Regions from separate parts of the Homo sapiens genome. Here regions 1 and 2 are each linked to region 3. A link is a contact called in ENCODE Hi-C or POLR2A ChIA-PET data. All regions are on one chromosome and are shown on one strand. The core of a region is the stretch at or near the end of the contact, and the rest is flanking DNA. Distances in the headings are between cores, read along the strand shown. Region 1 holds the start of MPND (MPN domain containing). Region 2 holds the start of ZNF653 (zinc finger protein 653). Region 3 holds the start of MAP2K7 (mitogen-activated protein kinase kinase 7).

Region 1 (3,989 bases), core at 587-3,086, 3.6 Mb after region 3:
CTACCATTCACAAATCAAACAATAATGACAACAGTAATAGTAATAATACAGGGCTGGGTGCAGTGGTTCACGCCTGTAATCCCAGCACTTTGGGAGGCTGAGGCGGGCGGATCACCTGAGGTCAGGAGTTTGAGACCAGCCTGGCCAACATGGTGAAACCCCATCTCTACTAAAAATATAAAAATTAGCCAGGCGTGGTGGCGGGTGCCTGTAATCCCAGCTACTCAAGAGGCTAAGGCAGGAGAATTGCTTGAACCGGGAGGCAGAGGTTGCAGTGAGCCGAGATCATGCTACTGCATTCCAGCCTGGGCAACAGCGCGAGACTCTGTCTCAAAAAAAAAAAAAAAAAAAAAAAAAGGCCGGGCATGGTGGCTCACGCCTATAATCCCAGCACTTTGGGAGCTGAGGCAGGCGGACCACGAGGTCAGGAGTTCAAGACCAGCCTGGCCAATATAGTGAAACCCCGTCTCTACTAAAACTGCAAAAAAAAAAAATTAGCCAGGCGTGGTGGCGCATACCTGTAGTCCCAGCTACTCGGGAGGCTGAGGCAGAAAATCGCTTGAACCGGGAGGCAGAGGTTGCAGTGAGCCGAGATCGAGCAACTGCATTCCAGCCTGGGCAAAAAAGCGAGACTCTGTCTCAAAAAAAAAAAAAAAAAAAAAGTACTAATACCTACCACAGATAAAGTGCTTACCATGTGGCAGGCGCCTGCTGAGGGCTTTATTCATTTAACCATCCCCTAATTTTCCCATGGTGGGGAAATATTCCATTTCACGGCTGGGAAACCACAGGAAGGCCGGGGTGTTGCCCATCTGACCCTGCGCGGGTGGTGGCTCCTCTCTGAGCCTCAGCTTCTCCTTTGTGGGATGGGGTGTTTGGTAATCTACGTCCTCCCCACCAGAAGGACCCATCTGTGCCTCAGATTCCTCTCTCCACATGGGGCTTGTCCCGTAAAAAGAGCTCCGGGCCTCAGTGTCCCCTCCACGGGAGCTCCTCCTGCAGGAAAGGAGCTCTGGGCCTCAGTTTCCCCTCCCCACACTGGGGCTTGTCCTAAAGCAAGGGAGCTCTCCAGGCCTCAGTCTCCCTTCCTCACACCGGGGCTCTTCCTGCCGCCAAGGGAGCTCCGGGCCTCAGTCTCCCCTCTTCATGTCGGGGCTCTTCCTGCAGCCAAGAGAGCTCCGAGCCTCAGTTTCCCCTCCTCACACTGGAGCTCTTCCTGCAGTCAACGGAGCCCCGGGCCTCAGTTTCCCCTCGCCACACCGGGGCTCGTCTCTCAGCAAGGGAGCTCCGGGCCTCAGTGTCCCCTCCCTACACTGAAGCTTGTCCTGCAGCAAGGGAACTCCAGGCCTCAGTTTCCCCTTCCTGCCCGAGCCGCGATGGGACGAGGGAGGCGGGGTGCTCACCAGGTAGTAGATGGACAGCACCCCGGCGCCAGGCTCCAGCAGCGCGTCTTTGAGGAGCACCCGCAGTGTGACCGCGCGCCTGGTGAGCGCGCCCCCGGGCCCGCCGCAGCCCCCCGCCCCGGCCCCGCCGCCGCCGCCTCCTCCGCTGACGCTACTGCCGCCGCCGCCACTGCGTCCACCGCCCGCTCCCGCATTCGGCCGCTCAGGGTCCTCGGCCTCCGCTTCGTCCTCGTCCTCCTCCGGCGCCTCCTCGCCCGCACCGCCCGCCGGGGACAGCGGCTCCGGAGCTGCGGACAGCGAGAGGCTGCAGGGAGGCCGCTCGCCCCACGGCTCTGCAGCCCCGCGCCCCTGCAGCCCCGCGCCCCGCGCCTCCGCCCCGCTGGGCCCGCCGTACCTGCCATGGCCGCGCCTCCCCGCGCCCGGAGCTCTAGACTCCGGCTTCCCGGCACGTCACGCGGCCCCGCCCCGGGGAGGGGAGGGGCGCCCCAACCATTGGCCGTCGCCGGGGTCGGGGGAAGGGCTCGGCGCGCTGGGGTGGGCGGAGAAACTGAGGCCTCGGGGATGCCCACGCGGGAGAGAGATCGGGAACTCAGCCCTCTGGGAACATTCGGGAAACTGAGGCGTGACGGGGTGTTGACCGGGAGCTCATTGGTGCGAATGGGGAAACTGAGGCCTCGCTGTCCAGGGATAGAGGTTGCAAGGTGGAAGCCTGGGGCGGGTGCGCGAGTGGCTCAGCCTGCTGCAAGGAGAGGAGAAGGTGAGACCTGCGGTCACCGCACTTGAGGAACTCAGAGGCCTCGGCCTTTAGGACCAGGGGAGAAACTCAGGTCCAGGGGAACAATGCGGACTCCAATAGGGAACAGCCTCGCGCAGACACAGGTGGAGCCAAAGAGCCCAAGCCGGCCTCAGTCGCTAAAGAATTAACTCCCACCCTCCCGGGCGGCCCTCGACTGATTCCATGATTGGACCGTTGCGGAGCCCGCCAGCCAATGATAAGAGTCCCATTTATTTCACCCTCAACCAATCGATAGCAAGCTACTGGATTCCCGCACCAACCAATCCGTGTCAACTATCTGATTACACCAACTCGGATTTGACCAATGGGCAGACGTCCATGTAAACCAATCAGTAGAAACCCTTAGTTATGAGCGCAAACCATCAGAGGCAGGGACTGGACTCACCAGCCAATCAGCTCCGGGTATAAGGCCAGCCGAGTCCGGCCCTCCATACCCTTGGGCGGAGCAGGAGGCAGGGCCGGGCTCGTTGCGCGCCTGATCAGTGCAGCCCCGGCCTTTGTCCCCTACCCTGTTTCTGCAACTACATCCCCGACCCTGTCCTGGGACCTTCGTCCCGGAGCCCAGGCTCTGGGATTTCCCTCAGTCCCTGGCAGGGTTGAAAGTCCGGGATGGGGACTTCCTAAAGCTCCGGGACGCCGTGGGATGGGCTCAAGTGCGGGTGGCTTTGCCCAGACCGCAGTCGGGAAGTGGGAACTGGACAGTAGGGGTGCGGGGGAGGCTCTCCAGGGTGCTCGGGAATGTTCTCAGGAAGAAGACTTGACATAGAGCAAGAGCTGGGTACATGTGAACTATTGTTGTCCAGCCCAGGCACCCTTTAGGGGCCCCACCCTGACTGTCCAGCCAACAACGGGCATCCCCAAGGCCTGCAGACTCAGCATAGCCCAAACCGGCCTCAGTTTATTTCCCCAACTCCTTACGCACTTTCTCTTTGGCTTTTTTTCCGTCCCCTGCCTTCCAAAACCCTGAGCCACACCTCCAGCCTCTTGCACCCAAATCCTGGCCATCGCAGTGAGTCTCAGGCCTCCAAACTCATGCCCCACCCTGTCGGTCTTCCACCATTGCCCCAGAGGGCTCTTTCTAAAATGCACCTATTACCACCTCCCTCCCATATTATTATTTTGTTTTCTTTTCTTTTCTTTTTTCTTTTTTTTTTTTTTTTTTTTTTTTTTTTTTTGAGACGGAGTCTCGCTCTGTCACCCAGGCCGGAGTGTAGTGGCAAGATCTTGGCTCGCTACAACCTCTGCCTACCAGGTTCAAGCGATTCTCCTGCCTCAGCCTCCCAATTAGCTGGGACTGCAGATGCACATCACCACACCCAGCTAATTTTTGTATTTTTAGTAGAGAAGGGGTTTCACCATGTTTGCCAGGCTGGTCTCGAACTCCCAACCTCAGGTGATCCACCTGCCTCAGCCTCCCAAAGTGCTGGGATTACAGGTGTGAGCCACTGCGCCCAGCCTATTTTCTTTTCTTTTCGAGACAGGGCCTTGCTCTATCTCCCAGGCTGGAGTGCATTGGTGTAATCATGGCTCACTGCAGCCTTGGCCTCCTGGACTCAAATGATCCTCTTGCCTCAGCCTCCAGAGTAGCTGAGACAACAGGCGTGACCAGCATGCCTGGCTAATTTTTAATTTTCTTGTAAAAGAAGGGGATCTCACTATGTTGCCCATGCTGGTCTCCAAGTCCTGGCCTTAAGCAATCTTCCCACTTGGGCTCCCAAAGTGTTTGGATTACAGGCGTGAGCCACCGCACCCTGCCCTCCTCTCATGCTGTAAATCCTTCTGTCGCTCCA
Region 2 (3,880 bases), core at 983-3,482, 3.6 Mb before region 3:
ATATCCCTACTCTCCCTTGCAGGTTCCTTTGCCCAAAGACTCAACAGGTGCAGCAGATCCCCCCCAGCCCCACATCGTAGGTAAGTCCGAGAGCATGGGGGCAGCCAAGTCTCTAACCTTACCCAGGCCCTGCCAGGTTCTCGCTGGGCCTAGGCTGGGCTCCCTGGGCCTCTGGGCCGAGTCCCTTGCAGGGCACAGGGCATGTATGTCTCCACACCAGGAATCCAGAGTCCCGATCAGCAGGCCGCCCTGGCCCGCCACAATCCAGCCCGGCCTGTCTTTGTTGAGGGCCCCTTCTCCCTGTGGCTCCGCAACAAGTGTGTGTATTACCACATCCTCAGAGCTGACTTGCTGCCCCCGGAGGAGAGGGTGAGGGCTTAAAGCAAAGCATGTGTTGGGGCTGGGGAGTGGGCTGGCACTACCCTGAGGGTGCATGGGAGAGGCTGGAGGAGGGAGACCGAGAGAGCCCTGGCCTCTGACCCCGCCTGCACTCCCCACCTTGGAGTAGGAAGTGGAAGAGACGCCGGAGGAGTGGAACCTCTACTACCCGATGCAGCTGGACCTGGAGTATGTGAGGAGTGGCTGGGACAACTACGAGTTTGACATCAATGAAGGTAAAAACTGGGCCAGGTGCGGTGGCTCACATGTGTGCTCGTAATCCCAGCCCTCCTACAGGCTGAGGTGGGAGGATCACTTGAGCCCAGGAGTTGAGGTTGCAGTGAACTATTATAGAGCCACTGCACTCCAGCCTACATGATAGACCCTGTGTCAAAAAAAAAAAAAAAAAAGGCAAAAACCTGGACAGGCAGGACTTCCAAACATTCCAAACACCACCCAGGATGAGGGGCGGCCTCTGGGGTCAAGGGGTAGGCCCAGGCTGAGACGCAGTCCACTTACACCCTCGTCCTCCGGCCGCACACACTCATTTGCCCCAGGGGCTCCAGACCTGAGGTCACCCAGCCCTGTTGGCCCTTGTTCATTCCCTCCCTCCTACAACTCTGTGCTGGCTACTGGGTGTCACCAGGACAAACCTAGTCCCTCGAGTCAGCAAGGGAACAGGCAAATTACACTTTGGGGAGCTTAGGAGAGGAGCATGCCTTGAGTGGGGGGTCAGGAGGCCTTCCTGGCAGAATACAGAAAAACCAGGAGTCATCGCCCGGGTGAAGTGTGGAGTGGGCAGCCTAGGCAGCGGGGCTAGCTTGTGCAAAGGTTTGGAGGCACAAGAAAGTGGAAGGAAGCCGGGCACAGTGGCTCACGCCTGTAATCCCAGCACTCTGGGAGGCTGAGGCGGGTAGATCATTTGAGGTCAGGAATTCGAGACCAGCCTGGCCAACATGGTGAAACCCCATCTCTACTAAAAATTTAAAAATTAGCCCGGCGTGGTGCTGTGCACCTGTAATCCCAGCTCCTCGGGAGGCCGAGGCAGGAGAATCACTTGAACCTGGGAGGCGGATGTTGCAGTGAGCCGAGATCTCGCCACTGCACTCCAGCCTGGGTGACACAGCGAGACTCCGTCTCAAAAAAAAAAAAAAAAAAAAAAAGGAAGTGGAAGGGAGTGTAAAATACCTCAAAAAGGTGTAGGCATGGGTTAGCCGCTGCAGCCCCCACTGTGCAAACCTTAAGGGTGCATGTCTTCCAACAGTGGAGGAAGGCCCTGTCTTCGCCATGTGCATGGCGGGTGCTCATGACCAGGCGACGATGGCTAAGTGGATCCAGGGCCTGCAGGAGACCAACCCAACCCTGGCCCAGATCCCCGTGGTCTTCCGCCTCGCCGGGTCCACCCGGGAGCTCCAGACATCCTCTGCAGGGCTGGAGGAGCCGCCCCTGCCCGAGGACCACCAGGAAGAAGACGACAACCTGCAGCGACAGCAGCAGGGCCAGAGCTAGTCTGAGCCGGCGCGAGGGCACGGGCTGTGGCCCGAGGAGGCGGTGGACTGAAGGCATGAGATGCCCTTTGAGTGTACAGCAAATCAATGTTTTCCTGCTTGGGGCTCTCTTCCCTCATCTCTAGCAGTATGGCATCCCCTCCCCAGGATCTCGGGCTGCCAGCGATGGGCAGGCGAGACCCCTCCAGAATCTGCAGGCGCCTCTGGTTCTCCGAATTCAAATAAAAAGGGGCGGGAGCGCTGTTGGTTGTGCGCATGCGCAGTTTCCATTCTTGGTCTCCTTTTGGCGCCCTGGGGCAGCGAGAGACCGTGAGAAATTTCTCGGCGGCGCCGAAGATGCGCGCCACTTCCGGTCTGGCTCCTAACAACGGGGGAGGCTGGTAACCAGGGTGGGGGGGATGGCGGAGCGGGCGCTAGAGCCCGAGGCGGAGGCGGAGGCTGAGGCGGGCGCGGGCGGGGAGGCAGCAGCCGAGGAGGGCGCAGCGGGCCGAAAGGCGCGGGGCCGGCCGCGACTCACGGAGTCGGACCGGGCCCGGCGACGGCTCGAGTCCCGGAAGAAGTACGACGTGCGGCGCGTGTACCTGGGCGAGGCGCACGGGCCCTGGGTGGACCTGCGGCGCCGCAGCGGCTGGAGCGACGCCAAGCTCGCCGCCTACCTCATCTCTCTGGAGCGCGGCCAGCGGAGCGGCCGCCACGGGTGAGGGGGCCTGGCCCCGAGGGAGGGAGGGAGGAGACGCCCCCAGACCCCGCCGGGCTTTACCCCGCCCCCTCCGCTTCTAGGGCCAGCCCCCGGCACCTGCGGACCCCGCCCAGGAGCCGGGCCGGCGGCCTGGGTCTCGTACTGCCTGGCCGGGACGCGCCTGGCTCGTGGCCCCGCCTCCCATCGTTCCGACTGCCCAATCCTAGGGTGCACCCAGCCCCTCGACCCGCCTTCTGAGCGCTTGGCCCCGCCCGCTAGAACTCTGGCGGCCCAATCCTGGGACTGGCCCCACCTCCAGGCCTTGTAACTAACCAGGCCCTGGGGGGGCAGCCCCGCCCCCTCACCGGTCTCATCCTCCCCCGCTTAGTTCCCCACCTGGCCTGGGACTCTGGACACCCTGGGGCACTCAGCCCTGCCCTTCTTGAAGTTCTGGTGCCCCATCTGGGACTCCGTATGGCCCCATTCCCACAACCCTAGATCCAACACATCCGGGGGACCCTTCACAACCTGGACTGCACTCCCCTAAACCTATTTCTGTGAAGCAACTCAGCCCAGGGAGACTCGGATGAAGAGGAAACCCCTAGTTAGCTTGGCAGGTGGAGGGCAGAGAGGCCTGTCTTTGTAAATTCTCAGTCTTGAGAAGGAGCAGTGTGGATGGAGTTTTTCCCTTCCTGCCTTATATGTTGATGTGATGATTGAGTTAAAATAGGCAAAGAGCTTAGAAGAGTGCCTGGCAGGTAGTGGGTTCCCTAAGTATTAACTTTTACGAGGATGACGTTTATTCCGTATCACAAGCAGTGCCGCAAGGAAATCCTTGTTCTGCCCTGGTTTTCAGGTACACATGTTCTCATGTTTCTCTGGGGGGAGATTCTGAGAGTCAAGAATCAAACAGATCCTGCTAAGTTATACCCACCCCTTTCCCAGGACAGCAGGCTGGCTTATATGCTCAAGAGCAGGACTGGAAATGCTGGGAGCGCAAAGATACCTGCCTCATGGAGCGGACATTCTGGTGGGCAGAGGGGATGGCTTGTTCAAAGGTCTGGGGGGTTTTTTTGTTCGTTTTTCTTTTCTTTTCTTTTTTTTTGAGACAGAGTCTTGCTCTGTCGCCCAGGCTGGAGTGCAGTGGCACGATCTCCGTTCACTGCAAGCTCCGCCTCCCGGGTTCACGCCATTCTCCTGCCTCAGCCTCCCAAGTAGCTGGGACTGCAGCCGCCCGCCACCACGCCCGGCTAATTTTTTGTATTTTTAGTAGAGACAGGGTTTTACTCTGTTAGCCAGGATGGCCTCGATCTCC
Region 3 (4,175 bases), core at 1,509-4,008:
GAAATTACAGGCATGAGCCACTGCGCCTGGCCCAGTTTTTAAATTTTTGAGACAGGATCTCGCTGTCACCCAGGCTGGGGTGCAGTGGTGTGATCATGGCTCCCTGTAGCCTCAACCTCCCCGAGTGTTGGGATCACAGGTGTGAGCCACCGTGCCTGGCCTCCCCAGAGGCTTTGTTCAATTCCCACCGTCTCCAGAGGTTCCCCCAGGCTGGCCCCCTGCAGGGCCGCTCACCCAGCTAGAATGTTCTCTCTGGTGGGAATGTGCTCCTTGTCCAGTGGGCCCCCCTATTGCAGCCCCCCGCTACAGAGGAGAGGGGCTCCATCTGTTCTATTCACTGCTGTGTCCCTGGCGCCCAGGGCTGGTATGGAACCCGGGGGGTGCTATGTGTTCACCTAGTTGTTGAGAGAGATCCATAGGCACAGGCCACCCACCCACCAGGCCCAACTTTCTCGTTCTCTCAGTTACACACACACAGGCGTGCACCCCCCCCACCCCCGGAGGCCACAGACTCCCATTCAGTGGGGGAGCCCACCTCCTCCTCCAGGGAGTCCAAAGTGGAGCTGGGAGTAAGGGAGGGGGAGGAGGAGGGAGGACGCAGAGGAGGCTGGGCTGGGCTGACCGCTGCTTGAGTGGAGTGAGAGAGAAAGTGAGAGTGAGGGGAAGGGACATGGGGACACACACAGAGCATGGGGGCTGGGGGACGCCATTCTGCGGCCGGGGCAGCGGTTAGGTCAATGGTGCAGATGTCCAAGCAGCGATGATAAAAAGGCTGGTACCTGCTCGTTGGGACGGGGCAGGAGCAGGGCTTAGAGTGATCACAATAACTGGATGGGGAAAAGGAAGAAAAAAACAACACCACGATAAATCACAACAGAAACGACTGATTCGTCCAAAAGAAAAGAAATCAAATCATAAACGAGGAGGAGGGGGAGGCACCGAACTGCAGAGATGGCTAGGAACCGACAGAGATGGGGAGGGCGGGGAGGATGGGATGGAGTTGACACAGACAGAGACGCCTGGAGGGGACTCCTCGGGGGCCTGCCTGCCACCGGCCTCCTAGCTCTGCATGGGAACGGCCACCCCTGAAGGCACCCGGGATCCTGGACTCAACCCTGTCTCATCCACTCAGGGGCCAGGGAGGGCGGCCCCCAGGGGCTAGCAGGGACCCGTGTCTTGGCTGGGCTTCTTGTCTCAGGCAGTGTCCTGCACCAGAATCCCCACCTCCATGATTTCTCTGGACCCCCAAGAGACTCCCCAAGGAGGAACCCACGCTGACTCAGGTCAGGAGAGGGAGGGACAGGAGGGTGTCAGGCTGTGAAGGTCAGGCTGGGTGACCAGGGAATGGGTGGGGTGCCCAGATACGGGGGTACCTTTCTCGCCTGCCATAATGACTCCATAGAGAGAACTAAATAAACTACGAAGGTCACATCAGAGGAGACAAGAGAGAATTTTACTGGGTCAAGAAAGACACAAAAAGGATCATGGGTCAGGGGTGGTGTTCACAGGGTTTGAAAATCTAATTTCCTCCAGCCCAGAGGATTTAGAGACCAGGATCTTGGGGAAAAAGCCGGGAGACTAGATATGGTCAGTGTTCCCAGGCCAGGTGTGTGTGAAGCGAGAGGTACTGATCTAGGATGACAAGGTGTCAGGGAGGTAGGTACCGAGGTGGTGGGACTGATCAGAAAGCAGGTGGATGTATGCTGGGGCGCGGCGGGAGCAGGCCTAGAGTCACACTGGCCCCAGGTGTCCCCAGGTCAGGTGGGTGTGGGTGTGAAGGGAAGGGGAGCCATCACTTGAACACAGGTGACAAAGTCACCGGGCTGGCTGGGGGTCGATGTGCATTTCTGGAGGTCAGACACCACACGCTCACCAAGATGGTGGCAGTGAAACTGGTCACAGGGATTTGCGGGGCCTGGTGTATGTGGGAGGGGGTCTGCTGAGCCCAATGCCATGGTCACTGTCGCCAAGAGGGGGAGAAGGGACCCCCTCCCGTCCCCCCACCTCAGACACGGTCACAGGGAGAGCGAGAGGGAGAATCCTCGGGTCAGAAGAGATGGGGAGGGGCTCTATGTGGTCAAGTAACCTCAGGTGTCCCCGAGCCAGGCGTGCGCGTGTGCGTAGATCGTCGCTGCACGGGGCTGACAAGCCCCCAGGCCGGGGGAGGGGGGCGCCAGACAGTCCCTGAGATGACGAGAGTGGTAGCATCAGGTCAACAGGGACGTGTCTGTGTTTTCGGGGCGACCTGGATGTGGTCACTGTCGCGTGGAGTCGGGGAAGCCCGACCCAGAGGATCACGGCGATGGGGGCGGGTCATCAGCTGGGGGCCTCGCCTGGGTCCGGGAACTGGGCTCCCAAGCCCTGAGGGTGCGAACCCCCCGGAGCTCGCCGGCTCCACGCCCCCCGGGTCACCGTGACCCTCGCCCCGCGAGCCCGCAGCGGGGGGGGCGGAGAGGAGAGCGAGCGCCCCGGAAGCGGGGGCGGGGCCTTGTGGTGGGGGCGGGGCCTCCCGCGGCGCGCGCCCCGCCCCGCCCGCCCGCCCCCTCCCCCACGCCGCCGTGCTTACTGGGCCTGGGCCGCTGGGGGCTGATATCCAGGTTGAGGTCGATCCTCCGCCGGGCCTCCCGGTTCTCCTGCTTCAGCTTTGCTTCCAGGCGGGACAGCTTCTGTTCCAGGGAGGACGCCGCCATCTTCCCCGCCGCCACCGCCGCCGCGCACCGCCCGGCCGCCCGTCAGTCCGGCAGACAAACACCGCACTGCGCCTGCGCCCGGATGACCCCGTCGAGCCGCCGTCTCGCCCCGCACCGCGCATGCCCGCGGCGCGCACCCGCCCTTCTCCGCGTGCGAACCTCCGCGCGTGCGTGCTTCGGCTCAGCCCGAAGGATGACGCCACCTAGAGCTCGAGGCAGGCAACGTGCAACCCCCGCCTTCGTCGCCACCACCACCGTAGTGCGCATGCGCCAATTCCCGATCGCTCCTGAGAGAGGCGCTGCGAGGAAACACCATTCTTCTGAGGACGGTGGGCGGGGAAAACGGCGCGCATGCTTAGCGAGGCGAAGCCGTGTTCGCCCGCGTGGCTTTTGCGCATGCGCATTCCTGGAACCTCGTTCCCAAAGCGGCAGTCGATCCCTGGTCTCCACGGCGGTGCAGCCTCAGCCTCCTCGCTTTTCACGGTCGGCTTGGGCGTCCCTTCGGAATGCCTTCCTCACTGATGGTGCTTTATTAGGATTCCTCTTGTGCTTAATTACCTCCTAGCCTCCTGCTGGCAGCGGGGTGCCGCCTCCTCACCGTAATTAGGCTCCGTCGAGAGCCCTTTCCCTTCTTGCCAGCCCCAGCAGGCTCAGAGTTGGCCGAAGCCAGGGGGGAGGGGACGGCCATGGGAACCCAGCGGTGTGACCCCTGCCCTCGGCGACGGGGCCAAGGTCAAGGCCAGAGTTGTTGGCCAGACCCACATAGAACCTCAAGACACCCCCCTTATCTCTCTCGCACCCGGAACGTGAGCCCAGCGCCTGGACGTGGAGAATTCCTATCTGAGGAGGGGCGCTGGGGTTAGGTGCCAGTGCTTGGGCCCCCGGCAGCCTAAACCACTCCTTTAAGTGGTCCGACGGGTGCTGGGGAAATGTCCCATCTGGAACCCAGGGATCCCCCCAAGAGCGGCTTCCCTCTGCTCTTAGATGCGAGAAGGAAGTTCTGATTTTGCGGACACCCGGGAGGTGGCCAGGGCCAGGCAGACTCTGCCAAGTGCCCTTCCAGCTTCTGGTCCAACGAGGGAACACTTTGGGATGAGAGTTACCGGCTTGTCGGAACTCCTCTGGTGACGATTTGTGGGTGGAGCACACACAAGTGTAGAGTTATAGCTGAGGTCTTTACCTTTCCGTCTTCCAGGCAGCCTTCTGTGCCTCTGCTCTGAGAACATGAGACTCATCCTTGATTCTGGCACACGGGTGTTACTTGGTCACATGAAATAAAAGGTTACGGGCATGGTGGTTCACGCCTGTAATCCCAGCACTTTGGGAGGCCGAGGCGGATGGATCACGAAGTCAGGAGAGGACCAGCCTGGCCAAGATGGTGAAACCCCGTGTCTACTAGAAATACGAAAATTAGCCGGGCATGGTGGCAGGCGCCTGTAATTCCAGCTACTTGGGAGGCTGAGGCAGAGAATTGCTTGAACCCAG

Evidence for each region. Hi-C counts contacts between places; a loop is a spot of excess contacts on that map. ChIA-PET counts read pairs that join two places held with the same protein, here RNA polymerase II (POLR2A). Pooled maps may share reads with other maps.
Region 1: a loop to region 3 is called in a map with no recorded cell type, with 14 times the contacts of the local background. The contact joins the promoter of MPND here to the promoter of MAP2K7 in region 3. A Hi-C loop is called at or near these places in 1 of 37 single-sample maps with no recorded cell type and 1 of 50 pooled maps. POLR2A ChIA-PET finds 5 or more read pairs at or near these places in 1 of 52 experiments (Caco-2).
Region 2: a map of CD8-positive, alpha-beta T cell shows a loop between it and region 3 (23-fold over the local background). The contact joins the promoter of ZNF653 here to the promoter of MAP2K7 in region 3. A Hi-C loop is called at or near these places in 1 of 168 maps with a recorded cell type or tissue (CD8-positive, alpha-beta T cell) and 5 of 50 pooled maps. POLR2A ChIA-PET finds 5 or more read pairs at or near these places in 1 of 52 experiments (activated CD4-positive, alpha-beta T cell).

The regions. Positions count from the first base shown.
Region 1 is chr19:4,341,409-4,345,397 of GRCh38, reverse strand. It overlaps MPND (MPN domain containing), which reads right to left and starts at 1,836. Exons shown (of 13, transcript NM_001300862.2): 1 at 1,798-1,836; 2 at 1,404-1,690. The coding sequence starts at 1,804. RefSeq lists a silencer at 1,695-1,984 and enhancers at 2,053-2,784, 2,805-2,924.
Region 2 is chr19:11,504,191-11,508,070 of GRCh38, reverse strand. It overlaps ZNF653 (zinc finger protein 653), which reads left to right and starts at 2,232. Exons shown (of 9, transcript NM_138783.4): 1 at 2,232-2,583. The coding sequence starts at 2,285. It overlaps ECSIT (ECSIT signaling integrator), which reads left to right. Exons shown (of 8, transcript NM_016581.5): 5 at 23-80; 6 at 221-369; 7 at 509-614; 8 at 1,643-2,142. The coding sequence ends at 1,887. RefSeq lists enhancers at 1-614, 3,067-3,136 and silencers at 2,037-2,086, 2,247-2,916.
Region 3 is chr19:7,902,460-7,906,634 of GRCh38, reverse strand. It overlaps MAP2K7 (mitogen-activated protein kinase kinase 7), which reads right to left and starts at 2,758. Exons shown (of 11, transcript NM_145185.4): 1 at 2,567-2,758. The coding sequence starts at 2,690. LOC124904630 (a long non-coding RNA gene) reads left to right here and starts at 3,121. Exons shown (of 2, transcript XR_007067121.1): 1 at 3,121-3,214; 2 at 3,886-4,175. RefSeq lists enhancers at 1,716-2,255, 2,904-3,481 and a silencer at 2,197-2,546.